Regions from separate parts of the Homo sapiens genome. Here all the other regions are linked to region 1. The links are chromatin contacts, found by Hi-C or POLR2A ChIA-PET in ENCODE. All regions are on one chromosome and are shown on one strand. The core of a region is the stretch at or near the end of the contact, and the rest is flanking DNA. Distances in the headings are between cores, read along the strand shown. Region 1 holds the start of ACLY (ATP citrate lyase). Region 2 holds the start of SYNRG (synergin gamma). Region 3 holds the start of HEXIM2-AS1 (HEXIM2 antisense RNA 1).

What was found. A loop is a pair of places that touch in the nucleus more often than their neighbours do. ChIA-PET counts read pairs that join two places held with the same protein, here RNA polymerase II (POLR2A). Pooled maps may share reads with other maps.
Region 2: a pooled map shows a loop between it and region 1 (7-fold over the local background). The contact joins the promoter of SYNRG here to the promoter of ACLY in region 1. A Hi-C loop is called at or near these places in 1 of 50 pooled maps. POLR2A ChIA-PET finds 5 or more read pairs at or near these places in 2 of 52 experiments (CD4-positive, alpha-beta T cell and activated CD4-positive, alpha-beta T cell).
Region 3: a pooled map shows a loop between it and region 1 (12-fold over the local background). The contact joins the promoter of HEXIM2-AS1 here to the promoter of ACLY in region 1. A Hi-C loop is called at or near these places in 5 of 50 pooled maps. POLR2A ChIA-PET finds 5 or more read pairs at or near these places in 2 of 52 experiments (activated CD8-positive, alpha-beta memory T cell and activated T-cell).

What each region holds. Positions count from the first base shown.
Region 1 is chr17:41,916,684-41,921,468 of GRCh38, forward strand. ACLY (ATP citrate lyase) reads right to left here and starts at 2,268. Exons shown (of 29, transcript NM_001096.3): 1 at 2,197-2,268. RefSeq lists silencers at 1,671-1,910, 2,391-2,650.
Region 2 is chr17:37,606,301-37,611,085 of GRCh38, forward strand. It overlaps SYNRG (synergin gamma), which reads right to left and starts at 3,118. Exons shown (of 22, transcript NM_007247.6): 1 at 2,979-3,118. The coding sequence starts at 3,055. It overlaps DDX52 (DExD-box helicase 52), which reads right to left. Exons shown (of 15, transcript NM_007010.5): 15 at 3,439-4,785.
Region 3 is chr17:45,159,037-45,163,821 of GRCh38, forward strand. HEXIM2-AS1 (HEXIM2 antisense RNA 1) reads right to left here and starts at 2,502. Exons shown (of 3, transcript NR_186789.1): 1 at 2,425-2,502; 2 at 294-456. It overlaps HEXIM2 (HEXIM P-TEFb complex subunit 2), which reads left to right and starts at 2,839. Exons shown (of 4, transcript NM_001303441.2): 1 at 2,839-2,995; 2 at 3,452-3,599; 3 at 3,714-3,823. The coding sequence starts at 3,758. RefSeq lists enhancers at 1,474-2,089, 2,090-2,705, 2,359-2,588, 2,706-3,321, 2,739-2,938 and 1 more.

The DNA of each region.
Region 1 (4,785 bases), core at 1,018-3,517:
GGTCTTAAAGTCTCTCTAAGGCAGTGGCTCTTAACCTCTTTGAGGCCTCAGACTCTTCTGAGACTGAAAAAAACCCCAGAAAAAGGTACACAAATCCAATTGTGCATATTGTTTCAAGGTGCTCACCTGTGACAATGATCCGATGGCCCACAGACTGACCACCAGTTAAGAACATTTGCGGCCAGGCACGGTGGCTTGCGCCTGTAATCCCAGCACTTCGGGAGGCCAAGGAGGGCAAATCACGAGGTCAGGAGTTTGAGACCAGCCTGGCCAATATGGTGAAACCCTGTTTCTACTAAAAATACAAAAATTAGCCGGGCGTGGTGGTGCACACCTGTAGCTACTGGGGAGGCTGAGGCAGGAGAATCGCTAGAACCCAGGAGGCGGAGGTTGCAGTGAACCGAGATCCACCACTGCACTCCAGCCTGCCGACAGAGCAAGACTCTGTCTCAAAAAAAAAAAAAAAAAAAAAAGAATATTTGCTCTAGTGGAATCAGCAAATACCTACAAATACCTATCTGGGTTTGGGACCGCTCCCCAGAACGTCTTAGTCTGCCTCCCCAGTAGCTGAATGTGCTGTCAAACAAGTAACAGATGATTGGGCTGAGCTTGGACTCCAGGAACTGTTACTTGGTAACAGCTAAATGTGTAAACCATTTGGGGGAAATCATGCCAAGGAACCTGAAAACACACACATACACACATTCTCTAAGGGAGGGGCCTTATGAGCTGAATGGAGTCTTTCTGCAGACGGGTGAGTGACCCAGGATTGAGTTCACTTTTAGCAGACACTGAGAGAAGCAGCCCACACAGGAGGCTGAATGAAAGAAGCCTGTTCCCCAGAACACGCCCCTGGGACACAGCCAGGGGAAGGGAATCACTGGGGATGCTACTAAGGGTGCCTCTGGGAAAGACAAAAACACTCATTTGAAGGTTAGTATCTGCAGGATTGGGACTTACGTATGTAGGTATTTATTTATTTATTTTTTGAGAAGACAGGCAATCCCTGGAGTAAATTCTAGAGAGGCAGAATTCTGTGAGTGCCCCTTACTGCGGCAGGCATAGTGTCAGAACGGGGATGGAGCCATAAGCTGTCCAGTGTCTGAGGGGTCTTCCCACTACCGCCCCCCAAGCTGTTTAGGAAGGTTTCTAAGAGGTGAAAATCACCCATCTGGGCAAATGAGACCTACCAGCTGTCCCTCACCCCACATTTTAGTTCAGCTGAGCCAGCTGAAAACACAGAGGAAAGTTAAGGGTGGAGAGGAGTAGGCTAGCTGGCCAAACTGTGCTGTGCACTTTTCCTTATCGTCTCTTCCAAAATCCTCTTCCCAGGAAGACCTCCAGGGACCCCATAACGGCAGAACTCGGCACTGCACGGTATCTGCCAAGGTTGGAGACCGCGGCAGGCGCTGGGACTGGCCCATTGCCAGGCTCGACAGGAGGGCGGCGGCAGCATCCTCCAGCCCCTTGAGGACCTTTCCCCGGCCAGACTTGGCGTCAGCTCAAGGGTGGGGTGGCACCCCGGCCATCTGTCACTTAGGGGCTGGACTCGACGATACCTCCAGTGCGAGGAGGGTCCTTGCTGCGAGATTCCAGTCCTCGCGGCGAGACGAGGCGAGGCCTCGGGCACCCTGGGGCAGCCTGGCCCCGCGTGGCCCGCCCCGGAGGCGCGCATAGCTCATTCTCTCCACTTGGGCGTGGAGCTCAATTTTGTACCCACGGAACCAAGAAGGGCCTGAGCCCGGCCAGTGAGGAATCGGAGTGGGACCAGTCGCCACCGCTTTCTCTACTTCCCGTCCCGGCATCCGATGGGGGAACCCGGATGGAGCCAAAAGGCGTCCCGATGAGCCCGAGGAGCCTCGATAGCTGTGCCCGGGAGGGGTGAGGCGCGCCAGGAGGGGGACCATGCAATGTGGCAGAGGCAGAAGAGGCAAGGATGGCGGCAAGCCCCATGCAAACTCCCAGGAACTGGAATATGTGTGTGTCGCGCGGGGGGAGGGGAGGGGCGTCGACACGCGGCCACCGGCCGGGACCCCGGGCGAAGGCTAACCTAAAGCTAAGACCCTCAAAACTTCCGAGCAGGGCGCGTGGGCACCGAGCCCGCGTCGGGGAAGGCGGTTCCGGGTTGGGGGACGGAGGCAGGAAGCTCCTAGGGCGAGCGGGCTCCAGCCAGCGAAAACAGCCTCCCGTGCTCACCTCTGCCGAAGTCCGTGCGCGGCGCTTCTTCCACAGGCCCGACGAACCCCGCAAAATCCGGAGCACCCCAGCAGCCGGTAGCTTCCCGGGATCCGGCTTTTGTCCCGGCCCAGCCGGACTTTTCCCCGCCCCCATCGGCTCGCGGCGAGAACGGCCCCGCGATTGGCCACACGCGTTCCCTAGCCTGAGCGCCAGGGCTCCTCCCAATTCGCTGCTGGCTTGGCTCCGCCCCACGAGGGCGGGCCCCGGGGCCTGCTGGGACTTGTAGTCCCGCTGGCCCATCCACCGCCTCTTGGGAGCCTGCGGGGCCGGGGCGGGGCCCCGGGTGGGGAGATGGGCCGGGCTAGGCTGGGAGGAGAACGCGCGGTGCTGGGGGTTGTGGCCTGATCGCTTGAGGGGCTGGACAGATTGCCACTCGGGGAGTTGGGGGAGGGGCGGGTAGGATTAGCCCAACTGGCTGTAACGCAGCTTTGGGACCTGGAGTACCCTTGCTCCTTCCCTTGGGAGAAACGGACGTCTGCATCTCGGCCGCACCGAATCCGATTGCTTAGACAGTCTCCTTAAGCAGCAGTGTCTGGCAGGCCGCTTTCCTTTAGCACGTGGAGCCTCTCTCCTCCCTGGACTCTCCCCACTGGGCCGATGAGGCAAGGCTGAGCCGAGGCTAACAGAGCATACTTCCCAGTGTGGGATAAGGCAGGGGCCGCGGTAAGCAAGTGGGGCTAGGAGGGTGCAGGCACAGCGCTGTCCGTCCCACTCACCTGCTCGCCTCAGCACGGATCAGGGCGGAGCTAGGAATTCAATGCGAGATTCCAGCGAAGGGCTGGAGCCATCCCAGACAGTCTCTTGTTCCCACCAACCACAGGCTTAGACACTGGAATGAATGAACTGCTGTCTCCCCCTTCTCCATTACCTGAGACAGATCGAATTTTCCAAACCAAAAACTGGGACATCCAATCTGACAGGTGCTGGTGAACTTGTGGGGCAGAATATGTGAAATCAGTCCTGGAAATCAGGACATGTATTTACCACTCTGACATGCTGCAGCCTCCCTCCCTACCTGCACCCCAACCCTGTAGGTCCGGAGCTGCTCCCTAAGCCTAACAGCTGTCTAGCTCCAGGAAGGAGGCCAAAAGCGTCCACTGACCGACTCAGGTGAAGAGGTCAGCCCAGAATGCAGGGAAGCAGCAGGCCTGTCCCCCTGCCAAGCACTTTGGGTCATACTCACACTGCAACAGTGTTGCGACATTTGCAGACAAAATCTTCTCCAAGACCCCCTCCCCCAATCCTGTTGCTGCCAGGAGTAAGGTAACTGAACTTGCTACCCATGCCTGAATCAAGTGTTCCCTGATGATGTCACTTTCTGGTCCCTTCCCTCCCATTCATCTTTTTGAAATAGCAGTTCCTTATCACCTCTCTTCTCTTGTCCTAAAATGGGGGTGGCCAGTCTTGGTGGCTCACACCTGTAATCCCAGCACTTTGGAAGGCCAAGGTGGGGGATCACTTGAGGTCAGGAGTTCAAGACCAACAAGGCAAAACCCCATCTCTACAAAAAATACAAAAATTAGCCAGGCATGGTGGCACACGCCTATAAATCCCAGCTACTCTTGAGGTTGAGGCATGAGAATCGCTTAAACCCGGGAGGTGGAGGTTGCAGTGAGGTGAGATTGCACCACTGCACTCCAACCTGGGTGACAGAGAAGGATTCTATCTCAAAAAAAAAAAAAAAAAAAAAAAGATACACTCCAGGCAAGGCATGCTGTCTCATGCCTGTAATCCCAGAATTTTGGAAGGCCAAGTCAGGCAGATTGCTAGAGCCCAGAAGTTCAAGTACAGCCTGGGTAACATGGTAAGAGCCCCCACCACCACCATCAAATCTCTACAAAAAATAAAAAGACCGGGCGTGGTGATTCACATGCCTGTAATCCCAGCAATTTGGGAGGCCTAGGTGGGTAGATCACCTGAGTTCGAGGTCAAGCGTTCCAGACCAGCCTGGCCAACAGGTGAAACCCTGTTTCTACTAAAAATACAAAAAATTAGCTGGGCGTGGTGGCAGGTGCCTGTAATCCCAGCTACTCAGGAGGCTGAGTCAGGAGAATCGCTTGAACCCAGGAGGCGGAGGCAGGAGAATCGCTTGAACCCAGGAGGCGGAGGCAGGAGAATCGCTTGAACCCAGGAGGCGGAGGTTGCAGTGAGCCGAGATCGCACCAGTGCACTCTAGCGGGGGCAACAAGACCAAAACTCCATCTCAAAGCAAAAAAAAAAAAAAAATTTAGCTGGGCACTGTATCGGGTGCCTGTAATCTCAGCTACCTGGGAGGCTGAGGCAGGAGAATTGCTTGAACCCAGGAGGCAGAGGTTGCAGTGAGCAGAGATCGTGCCATTGCACTCCAGCCTGGGCCACAGAGTGAGACTCCGTCTCAAAACAAAACAAAACAAAACAAAAAAATAAACAAAAATTAGCAGGGCATGGTGGTGCACACCTGTAGTCCCAGCTACTTGGGAGACCGAGGTGGAAGGATCACTTGAGTCCAGGAGATCAAGGCTGCAGTGAGCTGAGATTGTGCACTCCAGCCTGGGCGACAGGGTGTGA
Region 2 (4,785 bases), core at 1,868-4,367, 4.3 Mb before region 1:
TTGCCTTTGATATAGCTGAAATCCACAAATATTTACAGAATGTTTTTTATGTGCAAAAATGTGCTAGAAGCAGTGAAAGAAGAAAAGATGAGGAAGCCCTCTAAAAGCTTGTAAAAGATCAGGAAAAAATAGACAAGTTCACAGATGATAACATCCCAGAAGAACGTGACCTCTTTGTTCCACTTTACTTTGTACCACAGTTATTTTGTACATTCTCCAAGGATGGGGACCATGTTTTGATGTCTTTTTAATTCATTACAGCATCAAGAACAGTACCTTACCCATGTAAGCATTCAATGACTACAGACTAATCCAGATCTTTCAACTCTTTTTTTTTTCTGCCTTGATTAAAGAAAAAAAAAATTTATACTTCTCATCTCTTGGGCAAATTTTGCCCTTTATACAACTCTACCATTTATTCTAAAGTAGCTCATCCAGGACACCAATCAAAAGTAGGGTAATATTAAATTTGGAAAACGTTATTGTGTTTTGCTTAGCCTCTTAGAATATAGAGAAGTATCTAAACAATACAGTCAGTTATAGTTCATGGATTTTCTCCATTAAAGGTGTAGAGAAGTTGCCTGTTTTTTTTCTTCAAATATACTTAGGTTGCCATAATGTTAAGTTTCCTTATAAAATAATTTCAGGGAGGGTGGGTGGCAAAAAGAAAATTAAAAAGGAAATAAAATAACTTCAGCCTTTACACCATTACTCTCTAAAAAAAATAATATTCCTTTTTCTATTGAGGATACAGCTTCTCAGCCTCAGAAAGTTGCCAATATATGTAACATATGTACCATACATTTTTCAAGGTAAGAATCATTTTAACCACTTCTTTCTCTCCTGTATATCGTTTACAGTTTTAGAATGCAGATGTTGCTACATTTACAAAGGGGGGAAATTTTAAAATCATTCTAATTTCTATCAAAATTCAACCCATATTTATTTTAAAAATTTGTGTCCATGGACCAATGATACTCAAATACTGCAAACTAAAGGGAATAATGCACTTGAATTTCTGAACCTGAGGTCCTCCCCATCCAAAAACATTTTTTAAGTAAATAAAAATTTGGGCCTAGATATCAATTCTTCTAAGTTTACATTTTCCCAGAACTTGGTGCCATGATTAATCATATACTTGATCAAATTAATACCATCCAGGGACATTTTAGAAACTGTAATCACATATAGGAAATAAATAGAGGATGCCGGGCGTGGTGACTCAAGCCTGTAATTCTAGAACTTTGGGAGGCCAAGGTGGGCGGATCACTTGAGGCCAGGAGTTTGAGACCAGCCTGGCTAACATGGTGAAACCCCGTCTCTACTAAAAATACAGAAATTAGCTGGGCGTGGTGGCGCACGCCTGTAATCCCAGCTACTTGGGAGGCTGAGGCAGAAGAATCGCTTGAACCCGGGAGGTCGAGGTTGCAGTGAGCCGACATCGTGCCACTGCACTCTAGCCTGGGTGACAGAACGAGACTCTGTCTCAATCGATCAATCAACAAAATTAGCCGGGCATGGTGGCGCGCACCTGTAATCCCAGCTGCTCCGAGGCTGAGGCAAGAGAATCGCTTGGACCCAGGAGGCAGAGGTTGCAGCGGGTCGAGATCACGCCGCCGCACTCTGGCCTGGGCAACAGAGCAAGACTTCCTCTCAAAAAAAAAAAAAAAAAAAAAAAAACAAGACAAAAGAAAAAGAAAAAACAAATAGAAGGGAATTATTACATATGTTTCTTCTCCAGCCAGAAACTGGCTTACACGAAGTATTTATTTTTTAAAAAACCCTCTAATGAAACAACGGAGAGAACAAAAGAGAAAGCAAAAAGTTTAAAAATCTAAAGTTAAAGATGTGCAGAGGAAATGAAAAATGGGGTTACACACAGGTGGTTTATTGAACAGCCACTGCTCGTTTCCTGACAAGCACCTGCAAGAGGTGATAACTTTAAGGTCCTTACACTTTTGTAGTGTTCACGACTCCGAAATTGAAACACTGCATATAAAAAAAAAACCTAACACTTCGTTTTCCAAAGACAATTTAGGATACTGAAGATGCAAAGCTACTTTTACCTCCAAATGTGTGTGCTGTTGTGTGTTGGTTAGTAAAACAAAATCAGACTAGGTCATTATAGAAGTGGAGTGAAAACTTCCTAGAATAAAATATTTCCTTAAATGATAACGAATCTGTCAGCTTGTAAAACGTACATCTCCCTTACCATTCTGGGTATAAGAACCACGGCAGTTCTTGGCTGAAATGTGGCAGAGGGCAGATTTGTTTAAGGGCTGAGTCTGGAAGCTTTGTTCTAATAAATGCGCAACTGCTGTTTAACAGTGCACTTTCTTTGTTTTTAAATGCCTTTTTAAAAAGAAGACAGACAAGTCTTAAGAGTTAGTGTACAAGACAAGAACTCTATCTCAAGACCATTACTAATTCAGAGGTCTTTAGATGTTCCTGCTGTTTGTCGCGGGTTAAGGAAATAAAGAGGACAGGACACTCTAAAAGGGGAAGAGACAAATAGTCCACACACACACCCCCCTTGGAAACAGTCCTCCAGCTTTGTGAACAGATTTTTAAAGCCCTCCCTCCAACATATCCGGTTAAGTCTAGAAAGCCCAAGGAAAGGGAAGACCCTGGTCGCTTCAGAGGCAGCTAGGACTAGGAGCGGAGTCGCGGTTCCTGATTTGCCCCGCCCCCCCCCACCCCAAGAGGACCCTCATCTTCTCTCCCCTCCCACACTGGGCGCGCGCTCGCTCCCCGCTCGATTCCAGGCGGCCGGCGCCCCCAACTGATCCCGGAACACCAGCGTCCAGCACCTGGGCTCCACACGCCCCTTTCGGCCTGGGTCCCTGGGGGATGACCCTCCTCCCGCAGCCCAGTTCCAAGGAAAAGGATCAGGGCTGGAGAAAACTGCCATAACTGCCAAGCGCCCCTCGCCGCCCCCGCGGAGGCCAGCGGGCTCCCGCCCGGCTCTTCACACCTACCCGCCTCCCCCGGCGGACCCCGCGCCAGCTCCCGCGGCCCCGCCGCCACCAGAACCAGCTCCTGGCCGCAGCGCCATCTTGCTCCCGACCTGCCGCTGCCTTCGCCGCCGCCACCTTATCAGCAGCTGTCAGCTGAACACAGCCACTTCCGGGTCAAACACCAGGCCCCACCTCGCCGCGGACCGGGCGATGGGGCGGGGCCTCGCGCCCACGTGACTCCCCCGGCCCTCGGGGAGGCGTGGCGCGCCCACGGCACGTGACCCGGCGCCGCAGGGGTCCCCCAGATTCAATTCTAGCTCTCGGGCTGGTGGGGCGGTCGCGGGCGCCTCTCCAAGGGAGCTGATTCATTGTCTGGTAGGCCCTCTGCAGGGCCCAGCTGGCGGCCCAGTGGCAAAGCGCCGTTGGTCCTCCGTTTGAAAACCATGATCGCGGTTAGTGGAAAGAGTAGGCTGAGTCCTGATTTTTAAACTATACGGTGGGTACACTGGTGTTCTTTTATTGTTACTCTTTACACACAAAGAACAGATAGGTCCTGAAGGGCCCTTTGATAGTCTCGCAGCACTGATGAGTGATCAGCTCTCCCCTCTTTCTCTGGAACTCGGTAGCTTCATGTTGGCACCTATCACAGACGCTGAAGGCATTTAAATTTTATTTTAAATCAACCAAGAGCCCAAAAACCCAACCCATATTTCGAAAAAACTCCAAGGTGTACTACTCTTGTTTGGTTCTGCCATCCTGCCACCTTACAGTCCTTTTGTTTTTCCTATTCTTGCAGGCAAGTGCAAAACAGTGGTTTTTGGAAGGCAATTCATAATTACTCTGAAGCTATTTCGGCATATTTTTTACTGATTTTTTTTTTTTTTGAGACAGGGTCTTGCTCTGTTGTCCAGGCTGGAGTGCAGTGGCATGATCATGGCTCACAGCAGCCTCAGCCTCCCTGGCTCAAGCGATCCTCTCGCCTCAGCCTCCTGAGTAGCTGGGACCACAGGCATGCACCACCACACCGGGCCAATTTTTTTTTTTTTTTTTTTTTTTTTTTTTGTAGAGATAGGATCTATGTTGCCCAGGCTAGTTTCAAACTGCTAGGCTCAAGCTATGCTCCCACCTCGGCCTCCAAGTGCCAGGGTGTGAGCCACATGCCTGGGCTGTGATTTTTTTTTTTCTTTTAATCAAACTACTGTCTGGAAGTAAAACATGAAAGTTGAGTAATTTTCTCAAGCACGTAGTTTGCTTGCTAACAAGTAATGGATTAATTAGCTTTACGTTTTCACTCTTGTCTCAAGGTTTTTACTGGGTAATAATTTGTAATAAGTTATTAGGCACAAACCACTGGTCAGGAACTGTACACGCATTTTAAAAAATCCTCAGTATCCTTAGGAGTTACAATTGGCATCTTACAGATGAGAAAATCAAGGTTAGAAACAGTTACTGTCATTTGTCCAGATCATACAGCTACAAGCAATGAGGATCAGGATTCAAATCCAGGCCAGTTTGACTCTAAAGTCCTTGCTCATTTCACCAGAGCCAGCTATTCAATTTTTATGTTTTTTCTTTTGCTGTAACTGCCTGTTCACTAATTTCACTCCTTCCCTTCCTTGTGTGAAGCTGAAATTTATGTAGCACATAGTTCCAACTGCTTTGAAGGAGCTAAATTTAGTATTAATACACTGACTAAGTTGATACAGGTTACTGTAGATACTTTAAACAGACACAATAAAGTCAAGGATCATAGATGTGACCTCAGTTTGTCCTGGAATCCTTTTTGTTCCTCTTCTTTGCCTATTGGTTTTTACATTTGCAGGATTCA
Region 3 (4,785 bases), core at 1,252-3,751, 3.2 Mb after region 1:
CGGCCTATTCCCAATTTTTCTTAGCAAAGAATGGAAAAGCTTGTGGGTCAACCTTAAGGATAGTAAGTTTCATTTACAAATGAGTAACAAATTTCTGCTGCTGGTACAGTATTTGCCACTCAGTAGCATCCAAAAATTTCACTAGATTACTTCATAATGGAGGATGAATCCCAAGTGTCTAGGATCCTCCATTAAATTCTTGACAGAAGACCCACAAAGATCGTCTTTAAAAGCCTTTTCTGTTCCTATGACTATTTAAGTCCTACCAAGTTAGTTAGCTTTTTTAAACTCACATCTCTTGATCAGTGTAGAGCGAACATGTCATATGTAGGTAAAAAATCAAACCACAGTAGGCATCAAGTGTACTGAAGCTTCAGTTAGGAGTAAGTGGTTCCAGTTTTGGATTGAGGACCCTAGTCAATGATGATCCTATTTTGTAATCCAGTTGTAAAACATCTGGGGAGCAGAGGGAAAAAAGTTAATGCTATGGAGTTGTCACTCCAACTGAAGAAAAATTATTAATAGGAGGAGCAGAACTTCAGTTCTGGAAAACTTTTTTTTTTTTTTGAGACAGAGTCTTACTCTGTCACCCAGGCTGGAGTGCAACGGTGAGAGGCTCATGGCAAACTCTGCCTCCTGGGTTCAAGCGATTCTCCTGCCTCAGCCTCCCGAGTAGCTGGGATTACAGGCACGCAACTCCACACCCGGCTAATTTTGTATTTTTAGTAGAGAAGGGGCTTCACCATGTTGGCCAGGTTGGTCTCAAACTCCTGACCTCAGGTGATCCACCCGCCTCCACCTCCCAAAGGGCTGGGATTACAGGTGTGAGCCACCGCGCCAGGCCAAGTTCTGTTAAACTTTTAGTAAGGCTGAAGGCTTAGGCATGTTTTGACCATTTGTAACTGATAATAAGACTCATCACAAGGTACCCACAAAATTCACTGCCAGTCACTCTGCTACGTCAAAGCCTCTCCTACTTCAGCACCTACCTAGGCATAATTTTAACTGACATTTTAGCAATAAAACTTTTATTTGAAGATATCCTTGAGCCACAAATCTCTCTGGATTTAGATTTCAAGCAGTAGGAAGTAAGATGGTTTAACCTGCAATTCAATAAAAGAACTTCACATCAAACTTCAATCTTTAAGAAGCTGCTACAGCTATAATGTAAGGTTAAGAGTTTATTCTTTCAAAGCAGGTCTCCTCATCTCTTAAACGCTATACATATGAAGTAGATAAAAACTGGTTTCTTTTTTGGTAGCATTTAGGATCTACAAAAGTGATCCTTCAATTACTTGGAATTTCAAAAAATTGAGGTTACCTAGTAACAATGCACCAGTAGAACACAAAATACTCTGACTTTGTTTAGTCTGTGGGAAAAGAAAAATCTTTAAACTGGAAAGATTTTGTAGTCTTACAAAGATTACATTGGAATTGGAATTACTGTAGTTCGTTTTTCCCTCTAGGAGGGCAGCCATTTCTCTAAAAGTTGTGTAAAAGTTAAGACTAGGATTTCAAAATGCAAGCAGATGTTGATGAAGCATACGAAATGGGCAACTCCGTTTCTATTTCGGAGCCGCAGCGACTCCGACTTTGTGCCCCAACCCTGTAAAGGGCAAAACCTCATCCCTTCGGTGTAAACTTTCAAGAGAAGTGGGGCAGCACACTTTAGGCGTTTCACCAAGAGGCTGGCGACATGCTAGGTCAGGTTGTCCGGAGAATCGGGGCTGAATGGGAGAGATCTTGAGGGCAAGAGCCTCAGAGACCTTCAGGCACCGAGCTCGTGAAGGTTTCCAAGTGCCCCTCTCTAGCTGCTCCCAGGGGGAATTAGTGGTTGCTACAGTAGTTTAAGAGGGTCGTGGTTTTTCGCAACCCGGGCGGCGAGATGGCGCTTTGGTGTAAGCGAGGTAAGGTGGGTGCACTGGGATCTCCGCTCTCGGAGCCTCCAGCTGACTGCCACGCCGACTTGTGGCCAGACCTGCGACCTCCGCCCTCCCCCGCGGCGCCAGCCTCTGGAATCTGGCGTCGCCCCCACCTCTCCAGTCGAAGTGGGAGTCCCTCTGTGCGGGGCCTCGCCGCCATACCCAGGCCGAATGGGGGTGGGGAGGGAAGCTGGCAGAGCTCGGCCTCAGGATCCGCGCCCCTGTGGAAAGACCGCAGAGGGAAGCCGTTTCACCAGCCTCTCCCCTTCTGGGGTCTCGGGAAACACGCGGTAATTACCGAAGAACCCCGCACTCTGTGAGAGGCGAGGCTGCGGGGCTGCCGGGACGGTTTGAGGACCGGGCTCGGCCGAGGAGACTCCAACCTTCACCCTCCCTGGCCCCCGGTCCCACTTCCCGCCGTCTCCCGGCGCCGCCACTTCAGGTAGCCCACTCGGCCCGGCCTCTCCCCGCGCCCGGACCACCCCCCACGGGGTGCTCTCACTGCGCAGCGAGTCCCTCCGCTGCCTCCTCCCAGCCCAAAATGGCGGCGATGGCCGCCGAGCTTCTCGTCGCCTTCCTCAAAGGCCAAGGATCCCTCCGCGCCTGCTGCCCCGCCCACCTTAGCCGGATCTATTTTCTGCCCCGTAAAGATTAACGCCATCAATGAACTCTTTAATTGAGTTCGGAGAAGGCGGGTCCAGTTGTGCCTCCTCACAGCTAATCGTTGCCAAAAAAGCGAGAATATTGGCAGAAGGCTTGACCAATCAAAGAAGGCAGTGATGCGCGCGCGGTCTGCCCCCGCGCAAGGGTAGATGGGTTTTGGAGTCTCGGGTGTGGCTGTTGACGTTACAGGCCCTTGGATCGCTTTTCAGGCCAGAAGAACTACAATCCCCAGCAGGCACCGCGCGTCCAGGCTCTCTCTTCCCCCCCATCTTAGTGGCCTGAGCGGCTTGACCAGAGCTGCTGCAACTGCAGCAAGAGGTAGGGCTCAGGCGTTGGGAATTGCACCGACAGGCAGTCGCACAGAAAGGCACACAGATGTAGTGGTGTGCATAGCCCTTGACAGCGAATAGGTCAGTTCCACCTTTGCAAAACCTCTTTCCATGACTGTCTCCCTTCTTCCAAGAAATCCATCCTTATCCTAGTTGGGTTTCCCTCCCAGCTGCATGTAGTGCAAAGACCTCTTTCCCCTTTTCTCCTGTTTCCCTTTCTGAGAGGAAGGAGGGAGGCAGGCCAGGACCTTAGAGGAAAAGTCCTCAGCACTAGGCTGGCCCAGGTCCCAGCTGTGCTTCTGGCCTTTGGAGCCCAGCTTGGGGAGAAGGTTGGGGGTGCAGGGCTGCATCAAGATTGGGGCCACTGGAGACAGTGGGGAAGGACTCGTGAGCTTGCTCCATGTTCTCCCGTGGCAGCAGCAGCCCCGCTGCACTCCCAGCCTCCCCAGGCAGTCCTCCTTTGCCCCTTTGGTGGTTGGGGAAACAAAACTTACACCTGGCTTCCTGGCTGCCAACCTGGGCCTCGGTGACTTCCAGGAGGACAGTACAGGACATGAGTCCTGGTGAGGGACCCGAGGAGCAGGACAGAGAAGACGGCCCCTGAATCCCATTTGGCCCCTTGCTGGCTGGAGGTGTGAAAACCAGCGGTGGAGGCAGCCTTCGGGGCCTGCATTTGAGAATAAGGGTATGAAGGGCTGGGGTACAAAATGGCTGCCACTGCCTGGGCAAACAATTCTGGGCAGCCAGAGTATTCCTGACGTTCCTTCAGGATTTAGGTTTCTGTTGTTGTTCAAAGCAGGTGTCACTAGTTCCAGGCGTCTGCTGAAAGATTTGGAACAGAAGATGATGGCCACTCCGAACCAGACCGCCTGTAATGCAGAGTCACCAGTGGCCCTGGAGGAGGCCAAGGTAAGTCCCTGCCCTCCTGCCCACCCAAGCACCACGAGCACGGGTCCCACAGCTGAGATCCAAACTTCTTGTCCCAGATGTGTTGGTAGATTTGGAAAACCAGTATTTTGACGAATCAGTACTATGCACTAGGCAATAGGCCGGAATCCCAGTCTATGCTAGCTGATGAAATCTTAGTAACTGGCCGGGTGCGGTGGCTCACACCTGTAATCCCAGCACTTTGGGAGGCCTAGGTGGGTGGATCACCTGAGGTCAGGAGTTCGAGACCAGCCTGACCAACATGGCAAAACCCTGGCTGTACTGAAAATGCAAAATTAGCCTGGCATAGTGGTGGCGCATGCCTGTGATCCCAGCTACTTGGGAGGTTGAGGCAGGAGAATCGCTTGAACCCAGGGGTCGGAGGTTGCAGTGAGCCAAGATCTCGCAATTGCACTCCAGCCTGGGCGTCAGAGCGAGACTCCGTCTCAAAAAAAAAAAAAAAAAAAAAAAATCCTAGTAACCCTTTCAGGTAGGAATTATTTCCAATTCCCAGAAGCTAAGGTTCTGAGACCTGAAATACCTGTTCCAGAATCATGCTATCTACAAGCAACAGACCCAGGGTTTAAACTTAGGGCCTTCTGACAACAGAACATTGCCTTGACCTCAAGTCCAAAGAGGGCATGGAGGGACTGGGTTGAATGTTTACATTTTGTCCAGGCTAAGAACCAAGTCTGAAGCAGGAAGAAGAGTTTTTGGTTCATAATTTGGAATGGACCCAGGCAGGCAATTCACTTGAGACCAGAAGTTCAAGACCAGCCTGGCCAACATGGTGAAACCTCATCTCTACTAAAAATACAAAAATTAGCTGGGCATGGTGGCACATGCCTGTAATACCAGCTACTCAGGAGGCTGATGCACCAGAATCACTTGAACCCAGGATGCAGAGGTTGCAGTGAGCTGAGATCACACCACTGCACTTTAGC